Regions from separate parts of the Homo sapiens genome. Here region 1 is linked to region 2. Evidence: chromatin loops called from intact Hi-C (ENCODE). Cell type or tissue: gastrocnemius medialis. All regions are shown on one strand. Links, peaks and the distances in the headings refer to the core of each region. The heading gives the core; the rest is flanking DNA. Region 1 overlaps PATJ (PATJ crumbs cell polarity complex component). Region 2 overlaps PATJ (PATJ crumbs cell polarity complex component).

Region 1 (10,615 bases), core at 1,438-9,437, 150 kb before region 2:
TCAATCCAACCTTTGCTAGTGAGCTGAGGTGGAAACTTTTGTTTGGATGACACAAACAGTGCAATTTCTTTCAATTATTCAAACAAAGAAAATCTCTTCAGCACCATGCCATGCTCAAGTTACTTATTCCCTATGTAGTATAATAGACTGCCACATTGTACATTCAGTTCATCAGGCATTGAACCATCTGTGGTTCTAGCCAAGGGAGCATATCCCATTGATGATGTTAATTACCATGTCCATGACTTGTTCCATTTTCAACTTTGTTTATAGGGCAAAGTGACTCTTTTTTTTTTTTTTTTTTTTTTTTTTTTGGAGACAGGGTCTTATTCTGTCACCCAGGCTGAGTGCAGTGGCACAATCATGACTCACTGAAGCCCCGATCTCCTTGGCTCAAGCAATCTTCCCAGTTCAGCCTCCCAAGTGGCTGGGACCACAGGCATGGATCACCATGCCCAGCTAGTTTTTGATTTTTTTCCCGCAGACAGGGTCTCCCCTTATTCCTCAGGCAAGTCTTGAACTCCAGGCTCAAGTAATCCTCCTGCCTTGGCCTCCCAAAGTGTTGGGATTACAAGCATGAGCCACTGCACCTGGACAGGGCAAAGTGATTCTTATTGAGTGAGGCAAATGAAAGGAGAATCAAGTTTCATGTCTTTGTAAAATGGTGCTGTCTTTGGTTTACTTATTATTGCAAGTAGTACTGATTATCCAGAAATAGAAAATATAGGCAATGCTTAATCATTTTTATCTAGTTTACATTAAATTTTGAACTTTCCTTAAAACCCCCAAAATAAGTCATTTTCTAATGTTGTGCCCATCAAAGGTGATGTCTAAAAGTACCTTGGTCACATAAACATTCTCCTCAACACTATGAATTGAGCGGTTGTTTTTATCTGTGTGCATTATCAGCTGCCTTAGGAGCATCACCAGTACACTTTCTTGGGTTTTTTTTGTTGTTGTTTTTTGTTTGTTTGTTTGTTTTGGGACAGAGTCTCGCTCTTCGCCCAGGCTGGAATGCAGTGGTGTGATCTCAGCTCACTGCAACCTCCGCCACCCGGATTCAAGTAATTCTTCTGCCTCAGCCTCCTGAGTAGCTGGGATTACAGGTGCATGCCACCACGCTCAGCTAATTTTTGTATTTTTAGTAGAGATGAGGTTTCACCATGTTGGTCAGGCTGGTTTCGAACTCCTGACCTCGTGATCCGCCCACCTCGGCCTCCCAAAGTGAGCCACCGCACCTAGCCACCAATACACCTTTTAAATCTTCTTACCCTGACTTTCTCAAGTGTATTTTCAGCCTTCTGGAAAAATGTGTGTATCTACTTGGATGTACTTGGCAAATACTTATTTGAGAGTAAGGCCCATAGAAAGTTTTTCTGTAAGGTAATTTTTTCCACTTAATAACATAACTGCACTTCACAGAAATTCCATCATCTATATATTTTTATATATATATATATATATATATCATATATATGACAAGTCAGATAGTTTCTGACTTGTCAGGGAGGCAAAGTGTTTTGTTTAAGATTCTTCAGGACAAGGAACACATGCCTGTAAACCCCACCAGTCTTTGAAATCTGACTTAGGTTGTTATATGTATTAAACAGAGATAGAAATATTAGGTACTAGCACAGTGCCTCTTCACATAGCACTGTATATATGTTAATGTATCATTACTGCTGTTTTTTTACATAAATGACACATTTCTGAGACTTTCTCATTTATTCTAAACTTTATTTTCATTCTATATTAATATATATATATTTTTATATTAAAAAATTGGATATCTTCAGCTCATTATGTTTATCATCACGTGTTGCTTTCTTTCTTCCTGTATTCCAGTTGTGCTTACCAATACCATTGTTCTATAAGGGTACCTACTTTTTTTGACACATGAACATTTTGCATATTAATCACCTATAAATATATTTTTACTTTCACGAGAAATACAGTCTTCTGTTTTCCTGAAAGGTGGAGTCTCATTGAGCATTTTGTCTTCTAAATTTTGCTAAAGATATATGTACAGAAGAACATTTCTCTGCTATTTGAAAAACAGTGGGCTGGGCGCAGTGGCTCACGCCTGTAATCCCAGCACTTTCGGAGGCTGAGGTGAGAGGATCACTTGAGGTCTGGAGTTGGAGACCAGCCTGGCCAACATGGTGAAACCCTGTCTCTATTAAAAATAGAAAAAGTAGCTGAGTGCGGTGGTTTACACTTGTAACCTCAGCTACTTGGGAATGAGGCACAAGAATTGCTTGAACCTGGGAGACACAGGTTGCAGTGAGCCAAGACTGCACTGCAGTGGCCACTGCACTCCAGCCTGGGTGACAGAGTGAGACTCTGTCTCAACGAATGAACAAACCAATGAAAGAAAGAAAGATAAGAAAGAGAGAGAGAGGGAGGGAAGGAAGGGAGGGAGGGAGGGGAGGGGAGGGGAGGGAAGAGGGGAGGGGAAGGTAGAGAGGAGGGGAGGGGAGGGAAGGCAGCGTAAACATTGTGAGTGGCAGCTGACATTCTGTCTCATCCCAAAGCTTCTATTTAGCATCAGCTAGTTTTTCTATGGGAGAAAGTAGTAGTGTGGGCAGATAGTTTCTGACTTGTCAGGGAGGCAAAGTGTTTTGTTTAAGATTCTTCAGGACAAGGAACACATGCCTGTAAACCCCACCAGTCTTTGAAATCTGTCTTAGGTTGTTATATGTATTAAACAGAGATAGAAATATTAGGTTACTAGTAGCACAGTGCCTCTTCACATAGCACTGTATATATGTTAGTGTATCGTTACTGTTGTTTTTTACGTAAATGACACGTTTCTGAGACTTTCTCATTCTAAACTTTATTTACATTCTATATTAAAAATGAAAATTTAATCTTAAATTGCATTTAGGGGAAAATGGGCTTTTTGTTTTGTTTTTAATTATCTCCAGGCAGGCAGTCTTTTAATTTCCTGAGCAAGGAGTTTTTTTTTGTCTTTTTCTTTTTAATTTATTTATGTATTTTTTGAATCAGGATCTTGCCCTGTCACCCAGGCTGGTGTTCAGTGGTGCAATTGTGGCTCACTGTAGCCTCGACCTCAGCCCCACAAGTATCTGGGATTACAGGCGCACGCCAACACACCCAGCTAATTTGTAAATTTTTGTAGAGATGGAGTCTCCCTTTGTTGTCCAGGCTGGTCTCAAACTCCTGGACTCCAGCGATCCTCCTGCCTTAGCCTCTCAAAGTGCTGGGATTGCAGATATGAGCCACTATACTTGGTCTATTTTTTTCTTTTAATCTTCATGTCTCTCACCAGATTTTATGCCAAGATTATCTGTGCTAGCTCTTTGAGGAGCTTCTTTTTATAAAATTAAACTGGTTCGTTCATTTATAAACATTTATTATGTACAGCTATGTATTAGGCCATTTCTGAGCACCAGAGAAATAGTGAAAAATAACACTGAGTTCTACTCTCATTAAGCTTATTCAGTGGTGGGAATAGATTTGTTAATTCCTCCTTATGCTAATAGTGATAGTGGAATATTGAGTACACACAGTGTGGGAGATAACATGCTTGAACTGGGGGTACAATGATGAATAAGGTAAATCTGTCAAACAGATGTGTTATCCTATGTTCTTGGATAATTAATTAGATCACCCCTAAAACTCTATCTTGCAAAATGTGATGTTTGGACTACAGTCAGTATGTGAACTTGTTTTTAGTCTTTTTCGTCTTCAGCTTCTGGATCTACGTACAGAAACCTGCATTTTTATGCCCTGATGGCATATATATAACTTTATAATATTTTAGAGTTATGTATCTTCTCAGGCTTTCCAAGTTTTATTGTTTGCTTTGAATTGTACTTCTCATACTTTTACTCTTTAGATGAAGTTACAAAGTTAAGATTTTAGCTGTTTAAACAAATACATTAAGGAATGTAATGATAGGCCAGGCTCAGTGGCTCACGCCTGTAATCCCAGCACTTTGGGAGGCTGAGGCGGGCGGATCATCTGAGGTCAGGTATTTGAGAGCAGCTTGGCCAACATGGTGAAATTCCATCTCTACTAAAAATACAAAAATTAGCTGGGTGTGGTGGCAGGCGCCTATTACCCCAGCTACTCAGGAGGCTGAGGCTGGAGAAGCGCTTGAACCCAGGAGGCGGAGGTTACAGTGAGCAGAGATTGTGCCATTGCACTCCAGCCTGGGTGACAAGAGCGAATCTCCATCTCAGAAAAAGAAAAAAACAGAAATGTAATGATTGAAAAAAAATTCTCCATTGTGGAATGTCAAGAGAAAAAAAAGGAATGATTATGTCGTTTAAACGTTTTCTTCCCCCCACCCCTTTTTTTGTCACCATAGGTCATTCCTAACGTACATAACAAGGCCAACAAAATCACCGGTAACCAGAACCAGGACACCCAAGAAAAGAAAGAAAAGGTAACTTGAACCTCTCAAGGATTTAAAAAATGTTTTTGTTTTGTTTTTGTTTTTGTTTTCCATATCTGGGCTATAATAGAAGTGGCTTTTTGATGAGTGTCAGTGTTGTAGGAGCACTATATTTATAATTTTTTTCCCTGCAAATATGACTGGTTCTTACCAGGATGGAGGACAGAAACCTGGTGCAGCATAGATGCAAAAATACTATAAACGGCCAGTCAGCCATCAACGTCTATAGATTTCTTTCCTGTTCAGACAGGCTGGTTGTTTGTCCATTCCCAGAACATGCCTCTCACACTGAGACTTTGATCTTGCTGCTCTCGCCTGGAAGTCCATTTCCCACATTGCTCTCCCATAAGAATCCTTTTCATTCTTTAAGGACCACATCAAAGGTCATCTCTCCTGAGAAAACTATCCTTCCTGTCAATCAGAATTAATCCTCCATTCCTGTTTGCCCACCTCTATTAAAGTAGAATCTGTTGACCTAAAAATTATTTTAAGATGTGGTGTCAAGTAGGGATGAATTTTCATTTTTTCTCATCAAGAGAACTTGTTGTTCTCTTGGGGAATTACTGTCCCACTGTTTTAAAATAGACCTCCTTTACCCACTGATTTGCAGTCCAACTCTGCTGTATCTCAGGTTACAAGGGGGAGTCTGTTTCTAAGCTTTCTCTTTGTTCCATTTGATCAACTTGTCTATCCCAGTACAAATGCTGCACTGACGGAATTATTAAAGCCTAGTAATCAATCTTTTTTCCTGATAGAGCACTTTCTTTTATATGTTTCTTCTTCTTAGACATGTCTTAACTATTTATATCATTTTTATTTTCCATATCCATTTAGAATCAGATTATTAAATTCCACAAAAGTTTCTTTTGGGATTTTGGTTGGAATTTTGTTGAATCTATAGATTAACTTAGAAAGAAGTTATATCTTTTGGATGTTGAGACTTTTAAGCCATTAATATGATTTTTTAATTTGTTAAATTCTTTTATTTCTTTTAATTAATTTTTATAATTTTCTTTTCTTTCTTTTTTTTTTTTGTTTTTGGGAGACAGAGTCTTGCTCAGTCGCCAGGCCAGAGTGCAGTGGCGTGATCTTGGCTCACTTCAACCTCCACCTCCTGGGTTCAAGGGATTCTCCTGCCTCAGCCTCCCAAGTTGCTGGGATTACAGGCATGTGCCACCATGCCCAGCTAATTTCTGTATTTTTAGTAGAGACAAGGTTTCACCATGTTGGCCAGGATGGTCTCGATCTCTTGACATTGTGATCCACCTGCCTCGGCCTCCCAAAGTGCTTGGATTACAGGCATGAGCTGCTGCGCCTGGCCTATAATTTTCTTTAAAAAGATACTGAAATCTTGATTTATTCCTAGGTATTTTATTTTGCTATTTAATGATATCTCTTTAAACTGTGTTTTCTGTTTGTTTCTAGTATGTAGACATAAAATTGACTTTTATATATTTATTTGACATCTTGTAACATTATTCTTTTAAAACATACAATAATCTAGTGGAGAATACTGGGAAAACCATAATGGTGAAACAAAAAAATAAAAATATAAACCTACCACCTAAAGATAAACTTATTAAACATTTCATATAGAACCTTTTAGTGTCTTTGTGTGTCTGCTCCATATATATATGTGTGTATATATGATATTTTTAATAAGAATATGAATCTCAAATTCTTATTCTATGTAGATTTTTATTTTTGGATTTTCTATACATATAATAAATAATAAACTCTTTGGAATAAGGTAATTTTCTTTTTCCCTTTCCAATCTTTCTTTCTCTCATTTTATTGTATCTGCTAAGACCTCCAGTACTGTGTTTAGTAGAAGTAATGATAGCTAACATTCTTGTCATTTTTCTTCCTGATATTTAAGGAAAAGCTTTTAATATTTCACTGTTGAATATGATGTACTGTAGGTATTTGTAGATAATCTGTCATGTAACTGTCTGATGGGTTCATCTTACCCACTGCCCAAATGCAGTCGATTTATCAAGACAGGGGAATTGCAGTAGAGAAAGAGTTTAATGCATACAGAGTTGACTAAATGGGAGACCGGAATTGTATTATTACTTGAATCAGCCTCCCTGAAAATTTGGAGGCTAGAGTCTTCTTTCAAAGATAGTTTTGGGGGTAGGGAATGGGGAATGCTGATTAGTTTGGTTGGTGATGAAATCATAGGGAGTCCAAAACTGTCCTCTTGTGCTGAGTCAGTTCCTTGGGGGAGGTGAGGCAGAAGACCAGAGAAGTCAGTTTACCAGTCTGGGTACGTCGGCTGATCCATCAGAATACAGAGTCTGGAAAATACCTTAAACACTAATCTTAGTTTTTATAATAGTAACATTATCCATGGAAGCAACTGAGGAGGTTAGGAATCGTGTGGCTTCTGACTGCATGACTCCTAAACCATAATTTCTAATCTTGTGGCTAATTTGTTGGTTTTGCAAAGATGGTCTGGTCCCTAGGCAAGTAGGGGGTTTGTTTTGGAAAAGAGCTGTTACCATCTTTGTTCCAAAGTTTAACTATAAACTAAATTCCTCCTATGGTCAGCTTGGCCTATGCACAGGGATGAACAAGGCCAAGATATTGGAGGTTAAAGGCAAGATGGAGTTGGTTAGGTCAGGTCTCTTTCACTGCCATAGTTTTCTGACAGTTATAATTTTTGCAAAGGTGGCTTCAATCAGGTTAAGGAAATACTCTCTTTCATTCCTACTTTGCTAAGAATTTTTACCATGAATGGCACTGGCATTGAATTTAATCAGATATATTACTAATCTCCAGTGAAAGAAGTATGTGCATCTATAAATTTTTTTCTCCTTGAATCCTTTAATGTAGTAAATTATATTAATAGATTTCAGAATGTTGAACCAATCTTGAATTACTGGAATGCAATTTATTTGTTTTGTTTTGTTTTTCCCCATTGCTGATATTTATTTTAGGATTTTTCCATCCATGGTCATGAGTGAGATTTGCCTGGAAATTTTCATTTATATACTGTCCTATCTGGCTTTGGTTATGGTAAACTACTAAAATGATCGGTAGGAGCATGTGTTCTTTTAAGTTCTCTGAGAGTTTGTATAAAAAAAGAAATTATTGGCCAGGTGTGGTGGCTCATGCCTGCAATCCTAGCACTTTGGGAGGCCAACGTGGGCGAATCACAAGGTCAGGAGTTCAAGACCAGCCTGACCAACATGGCGAAACCCCGTCTCTACTAAAAATACAAAAATTAGCTGGGCCTGGTGGCGTGCACCTGTAATCTCAGCTACTTGGGAGGCTGAGGCAGGAGAATCACTTGAACCTGGGAGGTGGAGGTTGCAGTGAGCCAAGATGGCGCCACTGCACTCCAGCCTGGACGACAGAGCGAGACTCTGTCTCAAAAAAAAAAAAAAGAAAAGAAAGAAAGAAAACATTATCAATTCCTTCAATCTTTAGTCAAGCTACCCTATGAAGCCGTTGTGGGCCTGTGTTTTCTATGTGGGAAAAATTTTAAATACTGATTTAGTTCTTTAATAGTTATTGAATCATTTGGATTTTCTATTTCTCCTAGTCATTTTTGGTCATTGACTTTTGTAGGAATATTAATATCACCTAAGTTTTTTACATTTGTTGGCATAAAGTTGTTTGTGTATTCTTTTTTTTTTTTTTTTTTTGGAGACAGTCTTGCTGTGTCACCCAGGCTGGAGTGAAGTGGCATGGCATCAGCTCACTGCAACCTCCGCCTCCCAGATTCAAGTGATTCTCATGCCTCAGCCTCCCGAGTAGCTGGGATTACAGGCATGCGCCACCATGCCTGGCTAAATTTTTGTATATTTTTTAGTAGAGATGGGTCTTACCGTGTTGCCCAGGCTGGTCTTGAACTCTTGAGCTCAGGCAATCTGCCCACCTCCGCCTCTCAAAGTGCTAGGATTACAGGCCTGAGCCACCGTGCCCAGCCATTTCTCTTAACTTTAATCATCTCTGCTCCATTCATAGTAGTTCTTTTTCATTCTGAAATAGGTAATTATGGCCAGGCCTGGTGGCTCACTCCTGTAATCCCAGAACTTTAGGAGGCCTAAGTAGGAGGATTGCTTTAGCCCAGAAGTTCCAAGACCAGCCTGGGCAACCTGGGAAGACCCTGTCTCTACAAAATATAAAATATTAGCTGGGTGTGGTGGTGTGCACCTGTAGTCCCAGCTACTTGGGAGGCTGAGCTGGGAGGATCACTTGAGCCAGGGAAGGCCGCAGTGAGCCATGGTCACACCACTGCACTCCAGCCTAGGGGACAGGGCAAAACCCTGTCTCAAAAAAATTTTTAAAAAGTAAAAAATAAAATAAAACAAATAATAATGAAAAATAAATTGTAAAAAATAAAATTGGTAATTATTTGCTATATCTTTTTCTTGATTAATCTTGAAAGTAATTTTTCATTTAATTTTTTTTTCTGAAGAATTACCTTTTGAAGTGTGTTCGTCTTATCTGTTATATCTTTTTTCTGCTTAATTAATTTTGTTCTCATCTTTATATTGCCTTACTTCCTTGTTTGAATTCATTCCCCTTTTTCACCCCTTAATAATCTTTAGTTAAATGCAGAGATTATTTATTTTCTACTTTCTTTCTTGTCTAAAATAATCATTTAAGGTTATAAATTTTTTCTTTCTTTTTCTTTTTTTTTTGGAGACACAGCCCTTACTCTGTTGCCCAGGATGGAGTGCAGTGGGGCAATCATGGCTCACTGCAACCTCACTGCCAGTAGTCCTCCCATCTGAGCCTCCCAAGTAGCTGAGACCACTGACGCGCACCACCACGCCCAGCTAGTTTTTTGTATTTTTTTTTGAGATGAGGTTTTGCCATGTTGCGCAGGCTGATCTCAAACTTCTGGGCTAAAGCAATCTGCCTACCTCAGCCTCCCAAAATGCTGGGGTTACAGGTTTGAGCCACTGCCTCTAGCCTAAGTTTTGCTAAGTTCCTGTTTACTACATTCTAAAATTTTAAATTGAATTTCTGTTTTTTGGTACTAAGGGTTTTTTGTTTGTTTGTTTGTTTTTGTTTTTGTTTTAGGCTCCAATGTGATTTCTCTTTGACCCAAAATGTATTTAGAAATATATTTTGAAGTTTCCACATGAATATTTTTTAAAATCTTTTTGTTCTTATTTTCTAATTTAGCTATAATCAGAGATTGTTGTGTATGTAATATTAATTCTTTGACATTGGTTGAGACATGTTTTTAATGGCCTAGTACATAGTTATTATGAAATGTTATATTTGTGATTAAAAAGGATAGCTATTATTTAGTTATTGAGTACAGGTTTTTATAAAAAGTTGATAGATCAAACTAACTATTTGAGTTATTCCGATTTCTTATACTTACTGATTTTTTTTGTTAGCATAACCTAATGATTGCCCCTTTTGATACTAAAATTAGTCTGTTTTTTGTGTATTTTTAGTTTTTATTTCACATGTTTTCAAGTTAATTTATTAAGTACATCCAAGTTTAAAATTTTTATATCATCCTTGGGAAATTGGCCCTTTTATTAATATGTGGCAGTGTTTAGTAATACCTTAAACATCTGTTTCACCCACTGATACGGTTTGGCAGTCTCCCCACCCAAATCTCACCTTGAATTCTCAAGTGTTGTGGGAGGGACCTGGTGGGAGATAATTGAATCATGGGGGCGGGTCTTTCCTGTGCTACTCTCGTGATAGTGTGATCTGGTGGTTTTAAAACCAGGAGTTTCCCTGCACAAGCTCTCTCTCTTTGCCTGCCACCATCCACATAAGAGGTGACTTGCTCCTCCTTGCTTTCCGCCATGATTATGAGGCCTCTCCTGCCTCATGGAAATGTAAGTCCATTAAACTTCTTTTTCTTCCCAGTCTCAGGTATGTCTTTATTAGCAGCATGAAAACGGACTAATATACCCACTATCACTGAAACCATGTTGACTTTCTTTTTATATTTGCCTGGCATGTTGGGTTGGAATTCGTTAAGCCACACACATAAAATGAAGTCAGGTCTTTAACTTCAGTGAATCTAGACTTGTATGGAATTCTTTTTTTTTTTTTTTTTTTTTTTGAGACAGAGTCTCGCTCTGTTGCCCAGGCTGGAGTGCAGTGGAGTGATCTCTGCTCATGCAACCTCCACCTCCCATGTTCAAGTGATTCTCCTGCTGCAGCCTCCTGAGTAGCTGGGATTACAGGAATGCCCACCATGCC
Region 2 (10,615 bases), core at 1,548-9,547:
TGGTATCCAAGTATGAAAAAACAGCTTAAAATGTGTTTCTAATGATTATGGGCTTCTTGCTGGTCTTACTTCCAGGCTAGAATTCCCAGGTGTTATATCCTACTCATTTTTAATATGAGATCTTGAACTGTATGCTTAAAATCAATTTTTACCCCCAATTTGCACTCTATCAACTGCTGGATTTCTGGTTTGCTATTGGGAGCAAATGTCACTGTGCAAACCTTTTTTTCTGTTTCAGATGCAACATAAAAAATACATCTGTAGCAGGAGTCTAGGAATTCCCTCTAAGGAGCAAGAAAGTGTGACTGAGTCAGCACTGCCTTCTCTTTTGTGACAGTATGCAAATTGCCAATGGCAGAGTTCAAGTGCATTCAAATATGTGGCATTTTTCACAGCTCATTGTTCTTTATCTCTTGTATTCCTGAAAACCACTTGAGATTTGCGTACATGATAAATTTCCCTTTCTTGGTGATAAAAAAGGCTGTAGGTTTTACAGTCAAGTCTACTTCCTTCAGGAAAGTCTCTGGAGAAAAGCTTTTGTTTTTTTCTTCTATTCTCTTCCTCTCACTGTAGTAAATGAAGATAATGTAGAGACACCAGGGTAACAGAGCAAGTAACCTCATGAACTCAAAGACAGCAGAAATGTAGGCACACAATTTTGACACAAATTCATAGCTTTAGGCTGGGTGCCGTGGCTCATGTCTGTAATCCCAGCACTTTGGGAGGCCGAGACAGGCGGATCACCTGATTTCAGGAGTTTGAGACCAGCCTGGGCAACATAGCAAAACCCCTTCTCTACTAAAAATACAAAAATTAGCCCTGCATAGTTGGCGCTTGCCTGTAATTCCAGCTACTCGAGAGGCTGAGGCAAATCGCTTGATCTCAGGAGGCAGAGGTTGCAGTGAGCCAAGATCACACCATTGCACTCCAGCCTGGGTGACAGAGTAAGACTCTGTCTCAAAAAAAATAATAATTTACAGCTTTGATATCTACTAGCTTACATTCATTCCCAACCACTGTAACTGGTCCAATGTGGAGACTGATTCAACTTGAAATTTAACTTGCCCAGAAGGAATCACTTGCTTATCAGATTTTTTCTAAATTGAGAAAGTGATCTCACAATTGTAATTTTTAGCACGCAGGGCTTAGAGAAGTAAAATGACAGGGCTCAGAACCCAGAACTCAGACTTTCTCACACCGGTCACATCCCCTCCTTTCAGAATCCCACTGCTCCTCAGAAACAAGTGCTGCTGCTTGGGCACTGTTCTCTGAGTCTATGAAGTTTTCGGTTTTCTGGGAAGCCTTATTTGCACACATAATAAGAGCCTATAATCTAAAACGTGTGTTGATTTTGTTATCTTTCAAAGGGAACTATAAATCTACCTTCTCTTTCAGAAACTAAGCAAGTTTGTATTGAGGGCCAGTTATGTCCCAGGCTCTGCACTAAACAAGGTGTAGTGACAGTGAAGAATCCTGCCTTCAGGGAGCTTTCAGAACTGCCGAGGATAACAGCAGCTAATGCTTTCATGGCATTTACTATGCATTCTATAGGCATTATTCCAAGTGCATCAATTTGTATCTTATATGAGATTGGTCTATTACTATTCCCATTTTATAGATAAGGAAACTGAGACACTCAACTAATAAGTGTCATAGCCAAGATTTGAATCCAACTTTAAATAAGTAATTATTAAGGTTAATAAGTATTATTGAAGGACAAGGTAACGTGCTGTGGGAACTTTTTTTTTTTTTTGAGACAGGGTCACACTCTGTCGCCCAGGTTGGAACGCAGTGGTGTGATCACAGCTCACTGCAGCTTTGACCTCCTGGGCTCAAGCAGTCTTCCTGCCACAGCTTCCCAAAGTGTTGAGATTACAGGCAGGAGACACCACACCTGGCCTGTGGGAACTTTGCTAATGTGATTTCACCTAATCCAGGTGGTTAGATGAGTAGGAATTAGGCTGGAACTGACCCAGGAAAGGGCTTTTTAAGTATATTCCTCCTGCCAACTGCACAGACAAAATCAACCCACTGAGACCACAGCATTGCAGTAAAGAAAGAGTTTAATTGACGCAAGACCAGCCCATGCACAGGAGAACTGGAGTTCAGTCTCCCTGAAGGCTCAGACTTTGGGGTTTTTATGGACAGTTTGGTGGGCAGGGGGCTAGGGAATGGGTGCTGCTGATTGGTTGGGGGTGAATTCATAGAGGTGTGGACACAGTCCTTGTTTACTGATCCACCTCTGGGTGGGGCCACAGGATCAGTTGAATCATGAGTCACAAGTCCACGTGGGGTCAGTTTGAAAGATATCTCAAAGAACCAACCTTAGGTTCTACACTAGTGATGTTATCTACAATTGGGGAAATCAAAAATCTTGTGACCTCTAGCCATATGACCCCTGAGCAGCAAGGGATTATAGAAATTATGCCTCTCTTAGCAAAGAGTTCAGGCCCCTCTCATAATTCCTATTCTTTCTTTTTTTTTTTTTTTTTTTTTGAGATGGAGTCTCGCTGTGTCACCCAGGCTGGAGTGCAGTGGTGCAATCTTGGCTCACTGCAACCTCCACCTCCCAGGTTCAAGCAATTCTCCTGCCTCAGCCTCACGAGTAGCTGGGACTACAGGCACATGCCACCACGCCCGGCTAATTTTTTTGTATTTTTAGTAGAGACAGGGTTTCACCATGTTAGCCAGGATGGTCTCAATCTCCTGACCTTGTGATCCACCCACCTCAGCCTCCCAAAGTGCTGGGATTACAGATATGAGCCACCACGCCCAGCCCCGATAATCCTATTTTTGTGGCCTTTCATTACTCTTACAAAAGGAGCTTTTGATCCCTAAGCAAGAAAGGGGTTAGTTTTAGGTGGGGACTATTATCATCTTTGCTTTCAAGTTAAACTATCCACTAAATTCCTCCCAGAGTTACTATGGCCTACATGCAGGAATGATCAAGGACAGTGAGGTGGTCAAGAAGCTAGATCAAGTCAACTATGTCACATTTCTCTTACTGTCATAATTTTGCAAAGGCAGCTTCAGCTACAAAATGGAAGCCCAAGGACCAAAAGTAGTAGTAAACATTAGTGTTTGTTTGTTGTTTGTCTGATGGGCATATTTTAAGAATTGTTAAATTTGAATGCTTTTAGGCTGAACCACCATCTCTGTTTGTTTGTTTTGAGATGGGGTCTCACTCTATAACCCCAGCTGGAGTGCAGTGGCACGATCTCAGCTCACTGCAACTTCTGCCTCCCGGGCTCAAGCGATCCTCCTACCTCAGCCTCCTGAGTAGCTGGGACCACAGGTGTGCACCACCATGGCTGGCTAATTTTTGTATTTTTTGTAGAGATGGGGTTTCACCGTGTTCCCTAGGCCAGTCTCCTGAACTCAAGTGATCCACCCACCTCGGCCTTACACAGTGCTGGGATTACAGGCGTGAGCCACCGCGCCTGGCCTAATTTGTTGTCTTATACTCAGTTCACGTCATTCACCTTCAGTTGGCTCCCTTGCAGCCTGATGCCTGGATGCATCTGAGTTTGTTATCCTGGTGGATATTTTCTGGGAGAGATGGGCTCCACCCTGTTTCAATTAGGGATCTCTTTGTTGCAAGTGACAGAATCTCAATTTGACATTACTTAGACAAAAGGAGAAATTTACTCAAGGGCTAGAGGTTTGTTTGTTTGTTAGTTAGTTTGTTTGTTTTTCATATACTTGCAGGCAGCGTGTGGTTGACACTTAGCCTCAGAGGTGGTTGGAACCAGAGGCCTGCTGCTGCCAGGGTTCTCTCTGTTTATCTGACTTTCCTCCTGCAGATGTGCTTCTTCAGCCTGATGTGTGTATGGCTGCCCAAAGCTCCTAAGCCTCTCTGCCAGAAAAGAGCTGACTCTTCCCTTGGGTCTACTTTGGAAAATCCGTAGAATATTCTTGTGTGGTTCAAGTGTCCACCCTTGGACCAGTTACTGTGGCCAGAGAGACAGGGCATTTTGATTGTCCAGCTTTGGGACAGAGATCAACCAGCTTTGGGGATTGTCAGCTGGACATGTCACCCATCTGTTATATGGGATATTGCCAGTGTTGCCTTTTATGTCCACCCTTCAGAAGCTCCTTCACTTGATCACAGTAATTTTCCTGGCCCACAAAGCATTTTCTTTCAGAGCTCATAGTGCTGTGCTGAAGATTATAGCATCATGCTGCCAGAATGTGTCATATCAGTTTATTTCATGAAATGAGATGACCTTTCTACAACATTTCTTCATTCTTCTTTTTTAGGGGTCCCTTGCAAAGTAAACACATTAGAATGTCCCCAAACCTCAGTTTTGAAGGCATTAAGAGCTCCTTTTGTGTAATAATTGGGCAATTAGCAAATTATAAATTCATGTTTAAACACAAAATATGAAGGAAAGCGACCCAAGGTCACTGCCGTGGCTACTGCCATGATTTTTTTTCCCAACCCAAGTTTAAAATAAGCAGGCATGACTTGTTCTGACCTGATATTGGATCTAAAAACGGAATCACTATGTCATTGCTGGCTAAGAATCTTGCGTGTGTTGCTGGGAGGAGGTAAACAGTACTTTCCCTTTCCCTGAAGGTTTACTCAGTTAAGAGCAAGGGCTCTGCAGCAAGATGTGTCTGAGTTAAGTTCTGGCTTGGCAAATAATAATTTAGCCTCTCTGTGCCGCAGTTACCTCAGCTCTGCTGAGGTATATAATTATACCTCAATTATATTATAAGAGCAATAATTATAAGAGCAATAATTGTCCCTAATACACAGGTCTGTTGTGTACACCAACAAATGGGTAATATGCCTAGCTCAGTAACAGGCACATACTCAGGAGATTTTAGCTGTCATAATTTTCATCATCATCACGTACCAGCTCCATCCCTTGGCTCGGATGTTTAAGAGTAATCAATATAAGAAATGAGACAGTGCGTCAGACCAGATGCTTTTCAGAAATCCAGTTTTCTCATCTATTCCTTCTACATTTTTGAGGACAAGAAAAAAGGAAGGAAACTGACACTTCAGGCTCCTGCTACCCACCACACACCTTCACGCATCTACCATTCAGTTGTATTCATTTCTATGATTATTTCTTTAACATCTGTCTCACTAGGTCTGTAAATGTGCTCAGGGCAAGGGCTCCTCTGTTTTTCTTTTTGTTTGTGCTGGCATGTAGTAGGTGCTCAGTAAGCATGTATTGAATTCAACTTTGCTCACAACCCCTTATTCAGGTAGCAGTTATTGCATTCTTAATAAAAAAATGAAGGTTTCCAAACACTATTACTGCTAGTAAGTAGCAGAACAAGTCTGAACCCAGATTATCTGGCTGTTATTCCAGTGCCATTTCTTTTTTCTAAAAAGTTCAAATGATAAGGAAGAATAAAACCAAATTAGTACTTCTTCCATGTGATGTGCAAATTGGATTTTTAAACCTGTAGTTTGGGAAGTCAGGTCCTTTGTCCCACTGCTGGTTAATTGGGGTTGAAACCAAGGTCGAATTGCAGATCTACAATATCATTTTCAAACAGAGGCACTTACTTTTGCTCCTCCTAAGGCCATTTGATACACACTGGTAGGAGTAACACCAATAGTTTCTGTTTACGAGGCAGGTTAGAGTTTTTCCTCTAAAAATTCCCATGAGCCTTATTGACCTTTTCACGTCTTTTTTCTCTCTTTTCAAGTGTGATCCTTTAAAGTAAAGGCCACAGAGTCATCTTCACTGTGTGACCTTCCTTTCATGGCTGGTTCTCAAATCCACGTGGGTGCATTTAAGATTTAAGTTCCCGAACTTTGATTCACTCAGCACTAACACTTTATAAAGCCCATATTCTATTCTGCCATATGTTGAAGAAAGAAATAAGACAAAGTCGATCATATTAAGATATGGGAGACACATACATAAAAAGATACAATATAATCTTGCAAATAAGTGATAAAATTCATTGGTTCATCTTGTGGAAGGGGCACCACCCAGGGGCTAAGGGAAGAATTACAAGAGGAGGTAATTTTTTTAGTTCATTTTATATCATATCATCTGTTTAGAAGCAAAATTTATAAAGGGCAGGGGAGCAGTCCTAGGATCTTTCTCATAGAAGGGGAAAATTAAAGAGAATCTGAATGAGTGAGATAAGTCTGGCCCCCCAAAAATCAGTTAGAAAGTAGGCAGCTAAGTGTAGGCATGGTCATCCAGGAGACCTAGGCTCCAGTCTCAGGATAGTGCTTACTGGGGTTAAATCTTTCAGGTTGTAAACCAATGGGGAATTAAGGACATAGGATGAGATTGTAACTGAATCTAATAACAATGAACAGCTGGGCATAACTTGGTCACTATCTATTGTATTGTTATACATCGAATGGGAGCCTGGTGAAGAAAGGCTGTGTGAACATGCCTAGGAAAGAGACCCGAGGCAGGGGATGTCAGATTCAATTAAAAGCAAAAAACAAACAAACAAAAACCAGTTACAGAAAATACTGTGAGATACAAAGGTAAGTTAGTCTTACTTACTCTAAAAATTGCCTCCAGCATTTCCTACAGGAGAAAAGTGTCCTTTCTAGGTCGCTTCCAAGACTCTTAGCACCGTGGTTATGGGTGCATGTTCTGGGCTCTGCACTAGTCCCCTGTAGTGCATTTAGGAACATGGGGCTACCATAGCCCAATTCCATTTACTATCATCATTAGCATCTTTAGTAAATATTATTAATTGCCAGGTGTGTTGCTAAGGGTGCTCATGTATTACTTCATTTAATCTTTTCAGCATCCTGAAATTATAGCTACTTTTATTTTTTTCCATTTTATGGATGGGGAAATTAAGGCTTGAAGAGGGCAAATAACCTGTTCAGGTTTGTAGATCACTTTTTTTTTTTTTTTTTTTTGAGACAGAATCTTGCTCTGTCACCCAGGCTGGAGTGCAGTGGTGCAATCTCAGCTCACTGCAACCTCCGCCTCCCCAGGTAAAAGCAATTCTTCTGCCTCAGACTCCCGAGTAACTGGGATTACAGGCACCCAGCTAATTTTTGTATTTTTAGTACAGACGGGGTTTTGCCATATTGGCCAGGCTGGTCTCGAACTCCTGACCTCAGGTGATCCACCGCCCCCACCTTGGCCTCCCAAAGTGCTGGGATTACAGGCGTGAACCACTGCGCCCGGCCAGGTTTGCAGAACTCTTAAGTTGAAGAGCTAGGATCACAGACTCCTAACATTCCATTCATTATACAAGTTATCCCTACCTTCCAGATCAGCTTACCTACCTGCTGTCTGTGTACTACACCTCACCACCTGGGTGTCTCTCAGACGTTACCAAGAGACAGAGTAAACCCATGCTTTCTCCTATCCAAACCAGTCTCTCCTGTTCCCTGCTTTGTCCAAACCCAGTTGCAGGAATTTATGCCTTAAAGTAAACCATCGTATGATAATTTCCCCTGAAAATGTGCCTATTAAAAAAAAAATAGGATATGATGGGAGGCAGACATAAACATTCTGGTCAATTTATTGGTGTTATTATTTATTTCAGTTAATAAACTGCCCTTTCGCTATGCTTCACTTTCCACGTGTTTAGGCAGTTTGGATTCTCCCAAGTCTGGATTCTGCACTCCTCCGTGGGGTTTAGAGCTAACTTACCTTTATCCCCCAGTATTTTCTGTAGCCGTGGTTTTTTTTGTTTTTGTTTTTTTGTTTTTTAATTCTAATTGAATGTCTTAAGGGGAAAAAACTCTAGTTCAGGATTTGAGCCCTGAACAGATAGTTTTATAGGGATATTAGTGTAACGAAAAAGAAAAAACTCTGGCTGGAATGACCATCAAAGGATATCTGGCCGAGTGTGTTGTTGCTCGTGTAGTCCCAGCTACTCAGGAGGCTGAGACAGGAGGATCACTTGAGCCCAGAAGTTTGACGCTATAACGAGCTCTGCCAATTGGGTGTCCACACTAAGTTCGGTATCGATATGGTGACCTCCTGGGAGGAGGGACCACCAAGATGCCTAAAAAGGGGTGAACCAGCCCAGGTCAGAAACAGAGCAGGTGAAAACCCCTGTGCTGATTAGCAGTGAGATCATGCCTGTGAAGAACACACTGCGCTCCAGCAGCAACATAAAAAGACCCTGTCTTTTATTTAAAAAAAAAAAAAAAAAAGAAGAAAAAGAAAAAGAAAAGAAATCTGATAGGTCTAAGGCCTCACAGATCTGAAAGGGCTGAAAAAACATTTGGAAATGACAAGGCTGTGTTCATTTCTAAGAGTTAGTCCAGTGGGTGAATGAAACTTTTTTGCCCAGTGTTTTGGTCATTTTTGTAGTAGACTGAAGCCCAATTAAATGTACTAACTGCTGAAATTGGAAAGTGCGGTTGAGCCCTCCAATGCTGCTAATTGGTTGTGTCTTTTACATTTCAGGAAGACATGTCCCAGGTGATTGGTCAGGGCATGGTGGCAGATCAGCAGAAGGCACTGGAATACCCACCTGACAATGTACATAACTTGTACTTTAGGTTTTGCTCTTCTGGGGTTGCGTGCGTTATAGACCGGGTTCCAAAAGAAAAGGAGGTGATTGCAATGAGATCAGATCTTTTATTACTTGACAGGAGGTTGTGGAGTGTCATGCAACCTGAAATCAAGCCACAACTGTATCATTGATTCTGTGCAAGTTGATGCAAATATCTTGTGTTCACCTCTCTGTCCCAACCCCCTAAACAGATGCTTAAAAGGGCATCCCTGGCTGGGCATGGTGGCTCATGCTTGTAATCCCACCACTTTGGGAGGCCAAGGCAGGCAGATTGCTTGAGGTCAGGAGTTCCAGACCAGACTGGCCAACATAGCAAGTCTGCTAAAAATACAAAAATCTCTTCCAAAAATACAAAAATTAGCCAGATGTGGTGCATGCCTGTAGTCTCAGCTACTCAGGAGGCTGAGGCCTGAGAATCACTTGAACCTGGGAGGCAGAGGTTACAATGAGCCAAGATTGCACCACTGCGCTCCAGCCTGGGTGACAGAGTGAGACGCTGTCTTTAAATAAATAAATAAATAAATAAATAATAAAAGGGTATCCCTGAAAACACCCTTGCACTTAAATAAATTCTATCTAGCCAGGCACAGTGGTGCATACCTGTAGTCCCAGCTACTCAGGTAGCTGAGGCAGAAGGCTTGCTTGAGCCCAGGAATTCCAGACCAGCCTAAGCGATATACTGAGACTCCATCTCCAAAAAAATTTCTGAGAGCACCATGTCTTACACAATATTAGAAATAAAAATTACAAATGGAAGAATTTCTATAAAATAACTTCAGTGTTCCTTACATTTGAATTTCACTTCTCTTAAAGAACTATAAACTTTTATCACATTTTTATACTTTTGTTGCTGTTGAGCTTTTTCCTTGCTTTTTTTAACTCCAGATTTTCATATCTGTGTACTAATCTATGTTTTTATGTGTCTAAAATGTATACATTATTACTGTGTTAGCTATTTTTATATTTAAGAAACTATAGATTACTAGAGTTTACAGGAAATATATATTTCAAACATTGCCAAAGAAAATGCCTTTGAAAATTCTGTAAAATTATATGCTGAAAACCCAAATTAAAAAAAATAGTGGGGGGAGGGGGGAGGGATAGCATTAGGAGATATACCTAATGCTAAATGACAAGTTAATGGGTGCAGCACACCAACATGGCACATGTATACATATGTAACAAACCTGCACGTTGTGCACATGTACCCTAAAACTTAAAGTATAATAATAATAAAATTAAAAAAAAAATAGATACAGAATGAACCTTAAAAATAACCAAATTCAGTTCAACTGAAAACCTTTAAGCAATTTTTTTTTTAAGAGTCAGGGTCTTACTCTGTTACCCAGGCTGGAGTACAGTAGTGCAATCATAGCTCACTCTAACCTCAAACTCCTGGGCTCAAGCAGTCCTCGCACCTCAGCCTCCCAAAATGTTGGGATTATAGTTGTGAGCTACTGCATCTGGCCAATTATAATTTTTAAATTTAAAAGCAGGTTTTGCTTGAATGTGTTTGCAAATACATTAAGGTATTAATACTTTATATACTCCCGGCTGGGCACAGTGGCTCATGCCTGTAATCCCAGCACTTTGGGAGGCTGAAACGGGTGGATCACCTGAGGTCAGGAGTTCGAGACCAGCCTGGCCAACATGGCAAAACCTCATCTCTACTAAAAATACCAAAATTAGCCAGGCGTGGTGGCAGCTGCCTGTAATCCCATCTACTCAGGAGGCTGAGGCAGGAGAATCACTTGAACCCAGGAGGCGGAGGTTGCAGTGAGCTGAGATCACAGCACTGCACTCCAGCCTGGATGACAGACCAGGGCTCTGTCTCAAAAACAAACACACAAACAAAACTTCATATACTCCCACCTACCTCAAGCACATATCAAACATCTCTAAAATATTACAACCATAGAATTTTAGAGCTAGGGCGAATCCTAAATATCATCTTACATTCTTCTTCTTGCAGAACAATGAGCACCTAAACATCTAAATTATTCTCCTTTGGGAAAGTGATTTTAAGTCCTTTCTGCAGCTTCCAAAGAGAAATGGCCCAGAGGTCAGTGGGCATCATCTGCAGTGAGGCTGGCAGCTCATTATACAGAACTTTTCCACCCTTTGAGCTGCTCCA

Evidence for each region. Peaks named below come from ENCODE experiments on the same cell type or tissue, not always from the same donor. Only the 100,000 strongest peaks of a DNase experiment are listed, where the experiment ranks them.
Region 1: a loop joins it to region 2, with 2.0 times the contacts of the local background. A loop is called at or near these places in 6 of 110 quality-filtered maps.

What each region holds. Positions count from the first base shown.
Region 1 is chr1:61,910,251-61,920,865 of GRCh38, forward strand. It overlaps PATJ (PATJ crumbs cell polarity complex component), which reads left to right. Exons shown (of 44, transcript NM_001350145.3): 26 at 4,337-4,414. Among named protein-coding and RNA genes, the nearest start is that of MIR12132, 69 kb to the left of the region's middle. In gastrocnemius medialis, for the core only: no CTCF peak of the experiment used is centred there; no DNase peak of the experiment used is centred there; H3K4me3 peaks cover 1,176 bases; H3K27ac peaks cover 4,481 bases.
Region 2 is chr1:62,064,649-62,075,263 of GRCh38, forward strand. The region is part of intron 31 of PATJ (PATJ crumbs cell polarity complex component); the gene reads left to right. It also overlaps the pseudogene RN7SL180P. Among named protein-coding and RNA genes, the nearest start is that of MIR3116-1, 8.8 kb to the right of the region's middle. In gastrocnemius medialis, for the core only: a CTCF peak has its summit at 5,964; a DNase peak (open chromatin) is centred at 4,533; H3K4me3 peaks cover 1,093 bases; H3K27ac peaks cover 4,502 bases.